Regions from separate parts of the Homo sapiens genome. Here region 1 is linked to region 2. Evidence: chromatin loops called from intact Hi-C (ENCODE). Cell type or tissue: heart right ventricle. All regions are shown on one strand. Each heading gives the region's core, and the rest is flanking DNA. Links, peaks and the distances in the headings are about the cores only.

The links. Peaks named below come from ENCODE experiments on the same cell type or tissue, not always from the same donor. Only the 100,000 strongest peaks of a DNase experiment are listed, where the experiment ranks them.
Region 1: it touches region 2 in a loop (3.0-fold over the local background); 13 of 110 quality-filtered maps call a loop at or near these places.

Annotation. Positions count from the first base shown.
Region 1 is chr11:17,823,155-17,832,116 of GRCh38, forward strand. All of the region lies in intron 10 of SERGEF (secretion regulating guanine nucleotide exchange factor), which reads right to left. Among named protein-coding and RNA genes, the nearest start is that of KCNC1, 93 kb to the left of the region's middle. In heart right ventricle, for the core only: no CTCF peak of the experiment used is centred there; DNase peaks (open chromatin) are centred at 5,267 and 5,507; H3K27ac peaks cover 1,375 bases.
Region 2 is chr11:17,766,688-17,775,649 of GRCh38, forward strand. It overlaps KCNC1 (potassium voltage-gated channel subfamily C member 1), which reads left to right. Exons shown (of 4, transcript NM_001112741.2): 2 at 4,978-5,911. Among named protein-coding and RNA genes, the nearest start is that of KCNC1, 36 kb to the left of the region's middle. RefSeq lists enhancers at 4,560-5,060, 5,061-5,561. In heart right ventricle, for the core only: a CTCF peak has its summit at 4,415 (motif pointing right); no DNase peak of the experiment used is centred there.

The DNA of each region.
Region 1 (8,962 bases), core at 392-8,391, 56 kb after region 2:
CTAGCAGGTATTTTGTAGGATGTCCCTCAATTGAGTTTTTCTGATGTTTTACTCATAGTTAGACTGGGATTATGGGCTTGGAGGAGGAAGACCACAGAGGTGAAGTGTCCTTATCATCACACTATATAAAAGTTATATACTATCAACATGATTTATCACTGATGATGTTAACCTTGGTCACCTGGGCAAGGTAGTGTTTGCCAGGTTTCTCCACTGTAAGGCTATTCCTCACTCATCCCCCTCCCCCAACCCCTTTCCATGCTCTACTCTTTGAAAGCAAGTTAGGTGCTCCCAGGAGGAACAGTTTGGATGGAGCCTGAAAGAATAATAAGATATTAAAGTGTCAAAGGACATCCCAAGTAGAGGGAACTGCAATGTAGGTAAGTGCAGGCATATCTGGGGAACAGGGCTGGGGGCAAGGTATTGGCAAACGGGGGAAGAGAAGGCGGGGAGGGTGGCTAGGCCCAAACTGAGTAGTGCCCTACAGTCAAGCACGGGGCTTGGACTAATCTGTAGGTGAGAGCCATCTCCTCTCATCACCTTGCTTAGGGCACTCAGGGTACTGCTCAGGTGCTGAGAAGTGGGACTGTTTTATGAGTGAGATGCTGACTTCCAGCTTCCTTTATTCCCCACAATTCTCCTGCTCTTTGAGGCATAGATTGCTGGTTACCTACTTATTATCCATTCTCCTCTTCTTTCCTGGTAACAGACTTCAAATTTTATTCAGGATAAACATATGCCCAGCTAAAAGTCTCACTTCCCAGCCCTCATGACAGGTTTGGCTATGTAACTAGGCTCTGGCCAGTTTTTAGTTGACATTGCTTGGTACCACTTCAGGGAAAGTGCCTTAAAAGGGCCTCTTTTTGGCCGGGCGCGGTGGCTCATGCCTGTAATCCCAGCACTTTGGGAGGCCGAGGCGGGCGGATCACGACATCAGGAGATTGAGACCATCCTGGCTAACACGGTGAAACCCCGTCTCTACTAAAAATACAAAAAATTAGCCGGGCGTGGTGGCGGGCGCCTGTAGTCCTAGCTACTCAGGAGGCTGAGGCAGGAGAATGGCGTGAACCCAGGAGGCGGAGCTTGCAGTGAGCCAAGATCGCACCACTGCACTCCAGCCTGGGTGACAGAGCGAGACACCGTCTCAAAAAAAAAAAAAAGGCCTCTCTTTGTCCTTTCTCCCTTCTATCTGGCTGAATATTGCTAGCAGCCATCTTGGACCTTGAGAAAATCTTGAAGACAAAGGCCTATGTTAAGGATAGTGAAACAGAGAGATAGAAATAATTAGGGCCCTTGATATCTGTAGAACTATTATAGCAATCTTGTGGGGGGATATCATCAGACCTGTCATGCGTGAATGTATTAGTCTGCTTGGGCTGCCATAACAAAAAATACCACAGACTGGGTAGCTGAAACAACAGAAATTAATTTTCTCACAGTTCTAGAAGCTAGACGTCTACAATCAAGGTGCCATCAGAGTTGGTTTCTAGCAAGTCTCTCCCTGGCCTGCAGATGGCTGCCTTCTTGCTGTGTCCTCACATGGCCTTTCCTCTGCATGTAAAGGGAGAGCAATTCCTAGTGTCTCTTCTGCATCTCATAATGATATGTCATATTAGATTAGGGCTCCATCCTTAAGACCTCACTTAACCTTCATTACCTCCTTAAATACCTTATCTCCAAATACAGTCACATTGGGGGTTAGGGATTTAATCTACGAATTTTGGGGAGAAACAATTCAGTCCATAACAGTGAGAGAAAATGCTTCTGTCTTGTCTAAGCCAATATTATTTCCGATGTCTAGCAATGTGCACACACTTTCTTAATGATAGACCTCCAAAATCCAAGGAACACCTTCTAAAGCTTCCACCTTGATGGCCTTGTTATCTGAAAGTCCAAAGGAAGGTACCAGAGATGGCATTCTTAAGTCATTTTGAATGCTGATTCATTAATCACTTTCATCCATTCAACTGACAAACATTTACTGAGCATCTACTATACGCCAGATACTGAGTTATGTGCTGGGGACACTAAAGTAAATGAAAATGGTCCTTGACCTCTAGGGGCTTATAGTTTTTATTGATTTACTTACTCTAAGCTCATCTCCTTTGAAAGGGTATTCCTATAATACAGTAAATAAAATACAAGCGGAAATTCAAAACCATGGAAAGGAGGCGTATCCAAATGCCAGCCCTAGGAGCTTATATACATGCCGAAATTGAGCATCCAGGTTGGCTTTAGCTTCCTAGCAACCATGAAAGAGCAAGAGAGCGTGACTTGGTTCTTGTTTTCTGAAAGGAAAATGAATCCCAATCACTCACAGAAGTCAAATGTAAGCATTTTCTTTTCTGAACAAACTCTACCTAGTGTTTGTGGGTGCCCTGAATGTCCTGGAAAGTACCATTTTCTGATCAAATCCTAGTCAACGTTCCTCTAAATTCTATGTGCAGTTCATTAGCTCTTAGATACTCATTGAATAAAGCCAGAGAGTTCCATGGTTTGCACACATGCTTTTGGTTTCCTACTTTAGAGCTTATGGAAGACTGTGAGAGATCACTTCACTCACAGAGAGAATGGGGACTGGTAAATACAGAAAGCTCTGAAGCTTGGACATTAGGTGTATGATTTTAAGAATAAGAAACAGCAAGATGGTATGACCCTAGAAAAGGGCCAGGGTATACAGAAAGATGAAACATCAAGATGAAGTCAGTACACCTCACTCACAGGGTTCCTTTCTTGGTGTATCACAACAGGCAGCATCTTATAAGAGAAAGAGTATGGGTTTGAATCCCAGCTCTGCTACTCTATAACTTACTAGCTCTGTAATTTTGGGGGCTTTAGCAGCCCAGAGACTCAGTTTCCTCAGATAAGATGAAAATGGTGTCTACCTATCATGGGAATTAACTACCAAAACATATATGTAATCTCTGCCATAGTGCAATTATGGTAACAAAAGCCTACATATAAGGGCCTGATCTGTGCCAAGCACTGTATTATACACTTGACATGAATTATATCATTTAATCTTCACCATAAGGTAGATGCTATTCAAGAATTCGAAAACTGTTGGTTTCTCCCCAAAGCTATGCCAAGCCATATCCTTTGATATTTCTGAAAGGAATGTATCAGTGCTTAGAAGCCTCTTTGCCAGATCCACTCCATGCAAAGCAGCTATATTGACACTAATTTTGTAACCATCTGCAATCCCAAAAGTTTGCCGCAACTGGTATAGACTTTTAATTCTCGGGCTCCCCAGTGGGAGTTTGAAGAACTCAAACCCTTCCAAGAGGCTCTTTTTAACCTCCATTTGCAATGGGAAGAAAGACACTGAGGAATTTGGAGCATGCTATTCAAAATAGAGTGCCCAGGCTGCACGGATGGGGAGTGGGAGTTACTGTTTAATAGGTACAACATTTCAGTATGGGAGAATAAAAATGTTCTGGAGATGGATGGTAATAATGGTTTCACAACAATGTGAATGTATTTAATGCCACTAGACTGCATGCTTAAAATGGTTAAAATAATAAATTTATGTCATATATATTTTACAATAAAAGTAACAATAGTAATAATAATAACAAATAAAGTAACCAGGGCTGTGAGGAATCTAAACATCATATATGATAGAGAATATGTGAAAGAATTTAAGTGTTCTGAAGGAAAAAGTTTGAAAGCTCTGGTTTACAGGACAATGGTACTTACTACTTATGAAGCATATCATATATGTCAGGACTTTACCTAGATTATCTTTATTCTCCAGCAGGGCCCTGCAAGGCATTCCTTGCTTATAAGGATCACACAGCTAGAAAGTGGTGAAGATGGGATTTGAATTCAGCCAGTGTTCTTTCTTCTATACCACGCCGCCTCTCGTTCAAATATTAAATAGATGCCTGGATTTTAAAATGCCGAAAATTTATCTCAAGCCTGAGATTTTATTATTCTGAATTGGGATGTAGGGGGTAGAAAGGTCAGATATCCATCTTCTTGAAGGCTCCCTGTACTGCCAGGGCATGTAGGTAAACCTCTCAGCCTATTGAATCCTGCCCTCTAGGGGCAACCATTATGATAAGAGGAAACTGGAGGGTCCTTGAGATCAGAACCAGAGGCAAAACCAGGTTGATGCTGCCAGGGGACTGCATCAGGGCCGCTGGATCATAATCAGCTCCTATGGCTGGGGAGGGAGCCATCAGCCAACAGAGAACACAAAGTAAGCTCCAAATACAGAAAGAGCTACTAAAAGCATTTCTCCCCACAGTGTAGTCACCATATCCCAGAAGAGAAATTTTGAAGAGGAAGAGAAAGACAATGACACAGGAATAATTAGAGTTCGGTGAGAAGGCTCTGAAATCTGCAGTGTATGTTCAAATCCTAGCCTATTGTTCTGTTGGTAAGACTTGTAACAGTTCTGGAGCTGCAGCACAATCTCCTACTTGCCTTGGGTGCCCTCAGAAATCCCTCGGCATCACCTCCTACTCTTCAGTTACCTCTCGCCGCATCACTGAATCTTGCCCTCCAGAAAAACAGATTTGGGAAATGATCCTCAGGTCTAACTCAGTATCACGAACTTCCAGATAACAAAGGTATTAGGCCAGAGTGAAAGGATGAGTGGCAAGGAAATGGGTTTTCTGCAATGCTGGCTATTGATCAGAGACTCCTAGACACTGAATCTGTATTTTTCCCCACTGGATAAAGATGTAGACTTGCTGACCATTAGTTTGCTTCAAAAAGTGGAAGAGCTTTTTGTATAAGAAATGTTTGTGAACATTCTCTTAAAGGAAAACATAGCAGCACTAAGTTCTTCAAGAATGATGAGACAAGCCTTGAGTGAAAAAGGCCTGTGATGCAGCAAGAAGGGGCTGATTCCTGGATGCAACAGAACTCTATTCTGCATGGATGGTGTTACCTGCAGCTGCAAGTTCCACTAGGGAGCTAGGGGCTAGTGAAGGCGGAGTTGAGATACCCCGTATCTACTGTGTGCTGCCTGGACTCCTCACTCTCAAAACGTGTCTGTATCCTTGAGTGAGTAAGTCGGGAAGTTGATGTAATCTTACATGCGTGTGTGTTACAGGTATGAGTGTGTGTTTGTGGCCTCTTTCTACCAATCCACAGATTCTCACTGCATTTCCTCCAGCTTCCTTCAAGAATTTTCTCTTTAAGCTTGTAAGCCGGTACGCATTCATGTGAGCTCCACAGATGGCCTGCACCGGCAGCAGGAGTCTTTCCGAGAAGAGCCTTGGAATAGTGAGCAGAGCTGTGGCTGACCAGCCCTGCCGTGTGGATCCAGCTGGAGTCAGCTGGGCTCTACTCCACACAGCGCACGGCTGTCGCCTGCTCACTTCAAGTGGAGGATCTGGCACTTATTTTAGGTCCTTATAAATAATACATTTTGTCATCTTGATTCTTCAAGGCCTTCTTTTAAGCTATTTTTTCCTCTTTGGGAAAACCGCTTTTACTCTACAAGACAGAGTTGTTCATAAATCAAGAGGAGTTCCTGGTGGCCAAAGCCTAAGTTCCTGACTCCAGAAGAAGTGGGCAGCCACCCAACCTGATTAGTCAAAGCCTCATACCAGAAGAGAATCTTATTTTAAGGATGAAAAGAAATGTCCAACATCTGATTCCTTCACCTCCAACCCAGAAAGTCCTAGTGCCTGAGCTTTAAATACGACATTCAACCCCTGCTTCCCCGAGAGTCCCTACAGGCTCATCAAGGTCAGGAAAATACTGAGGGTTCTTACCATCCGTAAAATGGGAACAAGGCTTCCTGTGTATAATTGTCCAAGTGTCTGGCATAAAGTCAGGGTTCAGCCTGTGAGCTCCCCGTTAACTCTTCTAGTCCCTTGCAACTCCCAAGAAGATACATTTATACTTTGAAAAATTGTTACTTTCTTCCTTCTTCACAACCATGAATCAATCACAGAGGAAGTGTTTTCCAGTTAATATGGCACAAAGAAACCTAGTAGGACAGTGACAAAGTGCTGAACTGGAATCAGATAGACCAGGGCTTGAGGCCTGGCTCTGCTACTTGTTACGTGACCTTGGGTAAGTTCCCTAATCTCTCCAGACTTCAATGTCCTAATCAATAAATCGGACAAACCACTAACTTTATAGTCTCTTGCAAACTTTATTGTGCATAAAAATTACCAGGGAATACTGCTAAAGTGCAGATTCCGATTCAGCAGGTCTTAGGTAGTACCTGAGGTTCTCCATTTCTAATTAGCGTCTCCCTCCCTGCCTCTGGTTTGTGGACCACCTTTTGACCAGAAAAGAAGAACATGAACAGTCAAGACATGTTGTAAGTTGTAAAGGGCTATGCCACTTTAAAGTCTGATTCATTAACCATTATCGTTTTACCTTAAAACACAAAGAAGACCATGAATTAACCCTTGATTCTTTATGGGTAAGCAAAATAGTGATTATTTATCTAGTAAAATAACAGGAGCTGGGGTAAACCAGTTGTCACCAATCCTCTCCCCACACCACCCAAAAAAAAATCCAACAACTACTAACCAACAAACTGCAACACTCCTCCTATCAGCTGTGAAAAAGTAAACCTACAAACAAAATCCCTAATAGAGCTTAAAACTATTTCAGATGAAAACTTTTAGGGGTGACAATGTAAACTACCCTGATCCTCAAAAAAGCATTGTTTTAAGACCAAGTGTTTATGACTAAACCTAAGTGTTGGTTTTGAGTATAAAAGCAGATTTGGGTAGGTTGAAAAAGAAAACAAAAAACACATAAACATTGAGTTCCTGAGATTAGTTTGATGGAGGAGGAGAGGAAATTGATGACAGAATTTAATGGAATGGAAGAAGGAAGCCAGTGACAAGGACTGTAAAAAGGGCTTTCCTCCTTCTTGGAACAATCCTATACTCCAAGGCCAACTCCTTGGTGACACCTTTCCTGACAGGCTCAGATAGAGGTGATTTCTGCTCTGGTTGCCAAAGCACTAATACCCACCTCTCTACCCATCCTGGGGCCAGTGCTTATCACACTGTATTGAACACTCACATTGATCTCCAATCCCTTAAGGTCAAGGACCACATCCTATTTATATTCTCAGCCTGGCATAGTGCCCTGGCACATATTAGGCACTCAGTGAATAATGCTGATTGAATGCATGAAGTAGGGGATGTTGAAGAAAAAGTTAATGACCTTTCTTCAGGGTTTGCCTTTCCTGGAGCTATTCATTCATATATTCACTCACTTGGTGTCTTAGTACATTTTGTGCTGCTATAACAGAATAGCACAGACTGGATAATTTATAAATAATAGACGTTTATTGGTTTATAGTTCTGGAGGCTGAGATGTCTAATATCAAAGTGCCAGCATCTGGTGAGGGCCTTCCTGATGCATCGTAACATGGTAGATGGCAAGAGAGTGAGAGAGAGGAAGAGAGAGGGAGAGAGAGAGGAAGAGAGGGAGAGAGATGGGGAGAGGGAGAGAGGTGGAGAGAGAGAGAGAGAGAGAGAGAGGGAAAGGGGGAGGGAGAGGGAGGGAGAGAGAGAGAGAGAGAGAGAGAGAGAGAGAGAGAGAGCACATGTACATGCAAGAGTAAGTCAGGATGAACCGACTCCCTCCATAACAGCATTAGTCCATTCATAAGGGCAGACCTAAACACCTCTTACACGTCCCACCTCTTAATGCTGTTATAATGACCAAGTTTTAACATGAATTTTGGAGGGGACAAACATTCAAACCGTATCACTTAGTAAGCATACATTTTCTAAGTGTGAGTACTCAGACCATTTACTGGTTTTCAGTGTATTTCAGTCTAAGAAATATTTCAAATTTTCTTTATCTCAAGACTGTAAACTTAATAATATGTGATAAGTAAATATGTATAAACTTTTAGCATCTTCCCAAAGTACTTTTCTATTTTCACGGTAAACTGAATATATAATTTTCCTATTTTAAAACAAGGAAACTGAGGTCCAGGAAAAAAAACTATCTAAGGCAGAATCAAACTTTAGGTAAATAAAAATCACTTGGTGCACTTGTCAAAACTACAAGTTCCTGTCACCTACCTCCAGAGATTCTGATTCAGCAGGATGAGATAGAGCCCAGAAACCCACATTTTAATATTCCCCAGGTGATTCTGATGCAAGTGGTCTACAGACCTGGGGCAAGACCCCTACACAATTAAAGTCCAGTCCAGCACTCTCCTTCAGGCTGGGTGCCTGGCCTATTCTGGAGGTCAGCACGGGTTGCAGGTTGTCTCAGGGCTTTGGTTTCAAACCTAGAGTCACAGGATGGGAGGCAAGTCACATGTATGGCACTTTCATGGGGCCTGGTGGCAAAGCCAAAACCAGGGACACACTCAGACAATGAGGGCAGTTCCAAGAGCCCATGAGTAAAATCATGAAGCCAGAATAGTAGCTGGCAAATGGATCCCATTTCTGAGGACTTAAGAGCTGGAAGGCCAGGTTCTGGAAAAGAATTAGGCCTTCTAGGGAAGAGGAACAACAACAACAATTGCAAAGAGGCTCATTTGGGGAAATACTGGAAGTGTTTGATGTATTTATCTTGGCTCTATACCCTTTCTTTTCCACTTTGAGATAGCCTACCAAATGGACAATTCAGTAAAGAACAATAACTGAAGACAGGGTAAGTTTCCCTCTTGTCTGTCTTCCACATCCAAGTCCTGCTGACTGGACCTCTATGTTCTCTCCCATCAGCCCCTTCTTCATCAGCCCACTTCCAAAGCCCTAATTAAAGACCTTGTGCATTACCTTTCATCTGAACTGTAAAAACATCTCAAGGCTCTCCCTGACTCTTGCCTCTCCTTCAAACTACCTCCCCTAGAAAGCCTCATTAATCTCCCCAGAGCATAGGTTTCATCACAGAGTGTAAAAAGTCCACTATATCTGAAGCTAGAAGATCTGGTTCTGGCCCCAGCTCCAGCACCATCATTAACTAGTTGTCTGACCTTGGGTTAGCAACTTCCCCTTTTGGGATTCTGTCA
Region 2 (8,962 bases), core at 418-8,417:
GCCTTGCTCTATCACTGGGGATAGGCACAACCTGCTCTTACGGATTCTGAGCTGTGCCTGTTAGGCTCCTAGACAGAGCCATTTAGACACAATCAGGGGGCGCTCTGCAGTGGGTGGGGCTGGGTTTTTAACTCCAGGAGCTTTGGCGACTCTGGAGGCAAGAGCTTAGGTTCTAGAGCTCAATACACTTGGGAGGCCGAGTCTGGCAGATCACCTGAGGTCAGGAGTTCAAGACCAGCCTGACCAACATGGCGAAACCCCATCTCTACTAAAAAATACCAAAAAAAAAAAAAAAAATTAGCCGGGCGTGGTGGTGGCACCTGTAGTCCCAGCTACTCAGGAGGCTGAGGCAGAGAATCGCTTGAACCCAGGAGGCGGAGGTTGCAGTGAGCTGAGATTGCGCCATTGCACTCCAGCCTGAGCAACAGAACGAGACTCTGTCTTAAAAAAAAAAAAAAATTAGCCGGCTGTGGTGGTGCACACTTATAATCCCAGCTACTTGGGAGGCTGAGGTGGGAACCCGGGAGGCGGAGGTTGCAGTGAGCCAAGATCACGCCACTGCACTGCAGCCTGTGTGACAGAGCAAGACTCCGTCTCAAAAAAAAAAAAAAAAGAAAAGAAAAGAAAAGAAAAGAAAGAAAAACACTTGGATCCAAGTCTCAGCCTCATCACGAGCTTTAAAACCTTGGCTTAGTCCCCGAACCTTTCTGTACCTGCATTTCCTCCTTGAAGCAATGGGGATATGGCCCCGTCTCACCAAGCTGGTGTGAGGACTGAAGGCACATAGTAGGTCCTCAAGTTTTGGGAGCTCTTTCCTTTCTCCAGCCAGCCCTGGAGAATGGACACAAGGGACCTGGGGCTTCGTTGCTCTTGCTCCGGCTGTGCCTGTGGCTGACCTCCCACTGGTCTAGACTTAGGAGGACACTGGGATCTGAGCAGGCTGAGGCATCTTCCTCCACAGCACTCTAAGCGTCCCTTGGGATTTGATGTTGCTGGGGCTCTGCCTGTAACAGAGGAAGATCAGGCCTCACAGTAGCAGAGGACAGGAAGGCAGGCGCCCAGGGAGCCTGAGCAGTGTGAGAGGCCTGGCCTCCACCTCTCCTGACTCTCCCTGGGGAAGGTGTCTTTGCACCTGGACCTGGCTTCTGCTGCCTGCTCCCCATCCTCCACTCCTTGGGCACTGGGGCCCAGAGAGGAAAGAATCTAGACAGGCAGTCCATTGGTCCCTGAGAAACAAAGACTTTTTACCATAATCTTATAAGGCCTGAGTTTTCCAATCAGGATCTGAACTGAGAGGAGCACTTGAGATGAGAGCTCTGAGGGCTGTGGGGTTGCCTGGGAGTTACCAGGCTCCTGGGACATCAGTGCCCTGTCTGGGCTGTTCCTGTGAGCCTCCCCATGCACTAAAGAGCTGGAGTCGGAGATGGGCTTGCTGCCTCCCTGGGGTGCATTTAGAGACTCCTGGGGAACTCCCTTCAGTTGCTGTCTCCTGTGGGCCAGGGCTGTGAAGGGGAACCTCACCTCAGGGGACGGGTCACTTAGTAGGGCCCTGAAGGATGAATGGGATTTTTCCAGACAGAGACTGGCAGGAGCACTCTCCAGCAGAAGGAATAGCAGGTACAAAACCACGGAGGTGGGGAGACACTCTGTGGTCAGAAATGGCAGAGAGCTGCACATGGCAAGAATGTTGGGTGCATGCAGGGAGAGGACCCTGGGAAATCAAATGAGGCCAGGACGTGGAGAGCCTCGTGTGCCAGGCTGGGGAATTTGGACTTTCTCTGTGGGCTGCATGGGCAGAGCTGGGATTCCAGTTGAAAGCACCCTCTGGTAGCCAAGACTGAAGTCTAAACCTGCTTTGATGGCAGTGACCCTGCCCGGAGAGAGTCCCATATGAACAGGGAGTACAGTGGAGAATGGATGTTGGTGGGGGGGGGGGCGGTTTGGGAATGGGATGTCCTGGCTGATGGGGCAGTGAGGAGGGGAGGTGCCTCCAGCCTTCAGCCAGGATTGAGAGCCAAGTGTGCAGTGGGCCCTGCCTCTTGGCACCGTTCGGTCATCCACAGTGTGCTTGTTCCTCTCGTCCCATACAAAGGCCAGGGCAGGGGGTGCAGCTGGGGGGCCTGCCCTGCCCTTAGGGAGTCTCTGGGCTGTGAACGCCAAGCTCCAGAATGCGGCCTTCTAGGGGGGATCTGAAGCCAGATACCCAGCAGACCAGGATGTGTGTTTTAGCTCCAAGAGCCTTGGCAACTCTGGTGATGGAGAGAGCTCTGGAGCTCATTAAACTTGCAGCCAGCATGGCAGCCTCTTCCCGTTGCTTCTACATTGTTTTCCTGGTCTACCTCTGTTGTGCTCCAGGTCTGGTCTTTCTGGATCTGGGAGCCATGGCTTTGAGCCTCTACCCTGCCTCTCTCAAGTGCGCCCACATTACTCTGACCTTTTTCCAGCCTCTTCTAGTTCATAGGGCTGAGGGTTCAGCTTTTCAGTCCACTGCATTGTACTTGTCTCTGAATGTATCCTTCACCTGAGCTAGGCAGGGAGCTCCCTGAGGCTGGAATGAGGCCTTATTCAACTCTGTGCCAGGCAGAACTTGGTGCCTTGTGAGGAATGGATGGATGGGTGCATGGGTGGTTGGAAGGGAGGGATGGAGGGAGGGACACAGGAAAGAGGGAGGGAGATAAAGAAAAAAGGAGGGAAGGGAAGATGAATGGATGTATGGATGGAAAGAAGGAAGGGAGGGAGAGAGAAAAGAAGGGAGGGAGGATGAGTGGATGGATGGGTGTATGAATGAATTAAAAAGGATGAATGGATGGCAGGGAAGGAGAAAGGAAAGGAGGAAGGGAGGATGATGTGCTGGTGAAAGAAAGGAGGGATAGGCCAGGTGGGGTGGCTTTCGCCTGTAATCCCAGCACTTTGGGAGGTCAAGGCAGGAGGCTTACCTGAGGCCAGGAGTTCAAAACCAGCCTGGACAACATAGAGAGACCCCATCTCTGCAAAATAAAAATAAATAAATAAATTAATTAATTAATAAAAATTTAAAAACAGGAAGGAGGGACAGATGGATGGAAGGAAGGAAGGCTGCATATGGACCACACTTGATAGTGGCTCAGGAGACAGTTTTCTGAAAATCGCACAATGCTCTGGAACCAACAGGACTAGTAGTGTCCCGTTGGCATAGCTTAGGCAGATCTCTTCCCGTTTCTGGGCCTCAGCTCCCCGTTCGTAGCATGTGGTGTCTCAGAACAGATCATATCTACAGGCTACTCTCACTCTGTCATTCTGAGATGCCAACTTTGTCACTTCCCTTTGCTCCCAGCTTCCCTCAACACAGAATGTGGTTTGGAAGGTCCACATAATTCTTGGTTCCCAGATCCCTGCCAGGTTGAGTGTCAGGCCCTGTGACCATGGTTAATCCAAACAAGACTGTTCTGGGACTTCCAGGGCACCCCCTGGGTGGGGGAGGGGCATCACTGCAAACAAGGCGGCCTCTAGGGGCAGCATGGCTGCCTCCTGCTGTTGACACAGGGCGCGACCTTGGCCCTCCTCCAAATGATCTATGAGGGCAGGTCAGAGAACAAAGGTGTCACGCCTTGCAGACTGTAGCCCGGAGCTGCCTTGTGGAGAAGGCACTGCTTTGGCCATGGCTAGGCAGGGAGAAGGGGGACCCAAAAGGGTGGGGTGCAGTGAGGACATGCAGGCGGGAGTGACTATCTGGGCCCCTGAGAGAGGGCTGACTGGCAGGGGCCCATCCACCCAGGGCAGGGCCAAGGGAGGCCACAGTGTGTTAGAGTCCCGGCGGGGCTGGCAGGAGACTGTGAGAAGAGACCTTGCCCCAGAATCCAGTCTGAGCAGGAGGGTTTGAAACTCAGAAAGCTGCTTGATTCTGTCTCCTCGGTACCCATGCCTGCTGCAGGCTAGAGAAGCCTAGGGGGTCATTAGATGAGGCCTCCAAACCAAACCAAAGGGTCTCCCAAACCTTTTTGCTGGGGGCTCAGGGCCAGAGCAGGTGGTTCTGGACAGGCAGGGTGATCCTGGCCATTTCCTTCTCATTGGTGCTGTCTGAGAGAGTAGGTGCCCACACATGTTTGGGAAGCCCCAGGCCTCCAGCAGCTTCTTCCTCCCTCCCACTCACACCCCTACCCTAGGGCTGGAAAGGAGTCAAGCAGAGCCTATGGATTATGGTGCCTTTGGGGATCCCTGGTGCAATTCTCCTCCTGATGCCTGAATCCTCAAACAGTCTCTCTCACAAAAGATCATTCAGCCTCTATTTGAGTACCTCCAAGGACAGGGAACTCATTACCATGTTGTGGTGCAAGTTCCTAGGAAGACAGAGAGAGGGGGTACATTTTAAAAAGCTGTCTATGACCATGGGGAAGACATACATTTTTTTCAGCTCTAGGCAGGATAGAACCTGAAAGAGACCACATGAGGGAGGTACAGACCCATGGAAAAGAGCAAAGAGCCTGGAGTTGGGAGAACAAATGGAGATCTGGCCTCTGAGGGGCTTCATTCCACTCTAGCTGCCCCCTCTTATTTCTTTGCAAACTTCAGCCCCAGCAGGCTAGCTAAATGGGCAGGGTAGCTAAATGCCTTAACAAATCAGCTCCAAATCACAGTGACTGAACACAATGGAAATTTATTTCCCACTCAGGTAACAGTTCAATGTGGGTATGTGGCTGATGTCTTTCTTTTCAGGGACCCAGGCTCCTTCCCTCTGTAGTTATACTAGTTATTGGGGCTTCCACATCTAGCTGGCAATAGGGGGAAGAAGACAGCATGGAAGGCGGAGTAGGAGGGTTTTAGAGCCTGCCCTGACGGTCGTGCAGGCCCCCTGTGCCCTGAGGAGGGAAATGTAGCACGTGCTGCAGGGGGCCTGGTGCTGGCATCTCCCCCCGCCTGGCCCTGGGACTGGACAGAGGCAACCCAGGCTTCTCCACTCTGGGTGGGCCTCCCTCTGACACTGTGTCTTTATCCCCACAGTATGTGGCCTTCGCTTCCCTCTTCTTCATCCTGGTCTCCATCACCACCTTCTGCCTGGAGACCCACGAGCGCTTCAACCCCATCGTGAACAAGACGGAGATCGAGAACGTTCGCAATGGCACGCAAGTGCGCTACTACCGGGAGGCCGAGACGGAGGCCTTCCTTACCTACATCGAGGGCGTCTGTGTGGTCTGGTTCACCTTCGAGTTCCTCATGCGTGTCATCTTCTGCCCCAACAAGGTAGAGTTCATCAAGAACTCGCTCAACATCATTGACTTTGTGGCCATCCTGCCCTTCTACCTGGAGGTGGGGCTGAGCGGCCTGTCCTCCAAGGCAGCCAAGGACGTGCTGGGCTTCCTGCGCGTCGTCCGCTTCGTGCGCATCTTGCGCATCTTTAAGCTGACCCGCCACTTTGTGGGCCTGCGGGTCCTGGGCCACACGCTCCGAGCCAGCACCAACGAGTTCCTGCTGCTCATCATCTTCCTGGCCTTGGGCGTGCTGATCTTCGCCACCATGATCTACTACGCCGAGAGGATAGGGGCACAGCCCAATGACCCCAGCGCCAGTGAGCACACGCACTTTAAGAACATCCCCATCGGCTTCTGGTGGGCCGTGGTCACCATGACGACCCTGGGCTATGGAGACATGTACCCGCAGACGTGGTCCGGCATGCTGGTGGGGGCTCTGTGTGCGCTGGCGGGCGTGCTCACCATCGCCATGCCCGTGCCCGTCATCGTGAACAATTTCGGGATGTATTACTCCTTAGCCATGGCTAAGCAGAAACTACCAAAGAAAAAAAAGAAGCATATTCCGCGGCCACCGCAGCTGGGATCTCCCAATTATTGTAAATCTGTCGTAAACTCTCCACACCACAGTACTCAGAGTGACACATGTCCGCTGGCCCAGGAAGAAATTTTAGAAATTAACAGAGCAGGTAGGAAACCTCTTAGAGGCATGTCGATCTGACCTTTCACCTCTGCCCCCTGTAGCGATGATTCCAGATCCAGTCAGACTGCTTCCTTAGTTCCGTGGGTGACCCCGGACCCCGCACTCAGTCTGGAGGTGTGGAGCCTGGGGGCCCAGGGAGATGCTGGGCGGCCAAATTCAGCAGGCAAGAGCCTGCTAGAGGAACCTCACTGGTGCCCCTGGGTAAGGAGGTTGACGCGGTTGGTCTCGTGATGTTCTGAAGAGACAACGCGGCCCGCCAGGTTGCTGAGGACTAACTTAGCAGGAGCCAGGGGGGCTCTGCTTGGTGGGGCAGGAGTCCGGTGTGAGTCTCTGACTCAGGCTACTGACCCGGTGTTGGGACAGAGTGGGGGCGGGTGTGATTTGGAAACGCTAGACAGCCTTTGATCTGGTCCTTACCATGGCTCCCTTCAGGCTGTGTAGATGGCAGAGATGGTGCATGGGATCTGGGCAGGAGGGTCCCTTGCAAAGGCAGGTGCAAGGGTTCTCACCCCCGGCAGAGCCTGTCTCCATAGCTGAGTAGAATTCCTGCCCTGATTTCGGGCTGCCCAGCTCGAGGTCCTTCCCAGGAGACGCCTGTAGCCCTCCGTGACAAGCTTACTTACCCCATAGCATGCTGAACCAACTCATCTTCTACCACCACTCTAGAGTTTAGCCTTTATCTTTAGGAACCTGTTGAAGTGACTCTAGCTTTCACGTTGTCTGTTTGGGTTGATGGTCGAGTGGGAGTTTCCGGTGACCCGATGGAAGCGGCTGCCGAGCAAAAGACTAGAGGGGGCCACCACCCTGGGCAGCTTAGATGAAAGCGCTACAGACCAGCAACAGCCTCCCACCGAGGGTTCTCCCCGTTTCCAGCGGTAGGGACTGCAGCAGCAATATAGACATCCCAACCAGTGTACAACCACTTTCCCGTGAATTCACTGGGGGCCGGGAGGGGGGAGGGGGGCATGAAACAATACTAGTCACCGTGGGATATATTCTAATATTCCATGGCTAGTGGTTTGTTATGGGACTATCTCAGTTTTATGAGAACCTGCACATAGCACATAAAGTTGATCATGGGGCTCTGGTCCGAAGATATAAAGCCCATAGTCTACCTCTACCCATGGAATACCATCGACTTATTCTGTGGACACAGGGATTTCAAAGGAACAGATGACCCAGAGAAGAATGACAGCACTGAGTAAGAAGGAGTGCCAGGTGAGCAGGAGGTTGACGTGACAGGTGGCATTTAGTCTATGAAGGACCTCCCCATGCCCAGGTCTGGCAGGAGGCTGCTGGCTAGCTCAGCCCCAGGTGGGGAAGTTTCCCCCTGGTTTGGGTGGCCTCCCCCAGTGGATGATTGATTTTCTTCCCTGCTATCGCGCTCTCTGACCCACCACCCCATCCCAATCCTCTTCTGGCTTTACCCCACAGCTATGCTGGCCCGAGCACTACCCTCAAGGCCCATTTCTTTGCCCATGGGGGTTTCCCGGTCCTTTCACCCTGCCGCATACCCTTCCCTTCCTGGGATTTCTGTAGGTGCCTGAGAGGAACATGGCCAGGGGTCTCCGAGGCTGAAACAGCTCCGAGCTCTCTGCTTTGGATTAGCTAGTTACTTGATTTCAGGAGCTACCAACAGGGCTCTGGGCCTCTAGGAGGAACGCGTGGGCTGGCCCAGGCCCCAGCTTCCATGTGGGCCTGGCAAGAAGAGCTCAGCCTGAGTGGCATCACTGTGGCACTACCTGGCCCTTCCCCTGCATCCTCCCCGACACTGGATCTTTCAGGAGTGTTGCCCCAAGCACAGGTGCCCTGGGCCAGCCAGTCAAGAATCCCCAGTGCTCTCCAGGCAGGCCCAGATTCCTCTGTACTCTTGGACAATGACAGTATTATCCTGTGCGGAGTCCCCCTGCCCCCCAGGGAGTGCAGATGTGTTTGTTCAGACATGCACACCAGCTAATCCCAGGACACAAAACCTGTAAAACCCATGCACTCCTGTGGGATTGCCCCTGAGCTCCACAGTCTCTCCCCAGCCCTGCTTTTGAGAGCCACTTTGCCCTGGTCCCAGGTTTCAGGGGCCCAGACAGTTCTGGCTTGGACAGTCTCTGTGGCTGAGGAAGTATTTGGGGCCCTCACAAGCTTGCCCTCTGGAGCTTGGATGCCTGGATCCCTCCTGCCTCCCCCGTCACCAACTGTGCTCCCAAGCCCTTCCCAAGCACTCACTTCCCGGTGGTGTTGGTGCTGTCCTGATATCCTGACCCCCGAGGCTCCAGCCTCATCCCTCACCAGAACACTTCTCCCTCCAAAAGCTGGCGTGTGAGACCCCGGCTATCCGCCACCAAGAGGAGTTGCGGTCTTTAGGGGCGTTGTCCCCACCTCTGCACCCCAGAGTTCTTCCCATTCACCTTTTTTCCTGCTTGCAGCCATGCACCTAGATGGGCATAGGGTTGGGGTGAGTTTGTGGGAGAGTGAGGGGGAGGCCAGGGGCAAGGAAGGTAAATGTGGTGGCCCCACAGGAATTGTGAGAGATGAGATGCAGCCCCCCAAGGCCTTTCCAGTCTCACTGTACCCCCAAGGCAGTCTAGTGGCCTCGCCAAAACCTGAGCTTCTCCAATTCCACTTTTAAAACCAGAGTTAGGGGCTGTGTGTGGCACGCTGGGTTCTGAGGGCATCCCTCCCGCCCCCCCAGGCCAGCCCCCAGTGGTGCCAGCAGCACCTGCCCCTCACCTCCACCTCTTGGTCTCGTCTGAAGCCTCAGTCTGTGTGTCTGTCCCAGGGACAATCTGGTCTCCTCCTGTGTGCTGTGGCTGGCATGGCCTCAGTGTCTGAGGGCTTGTCCTGGGAGGGGTATCAAGAATCCAATTCTCACCTGGTTGTAGGACCTCTTGGGGGATGCTAGGAGGGCGCCCTGGCACAGCCAGGGATTGCCTAGGGCTGAGGGGCCCAGGAGAAGCTACTTCTCTCCCAGAAAGGGGCTCCCTCCTGCATCTGCAGTCGGATGCCCAGACCGCCCACTCTGGACAGCCCACAATGCCTCCTC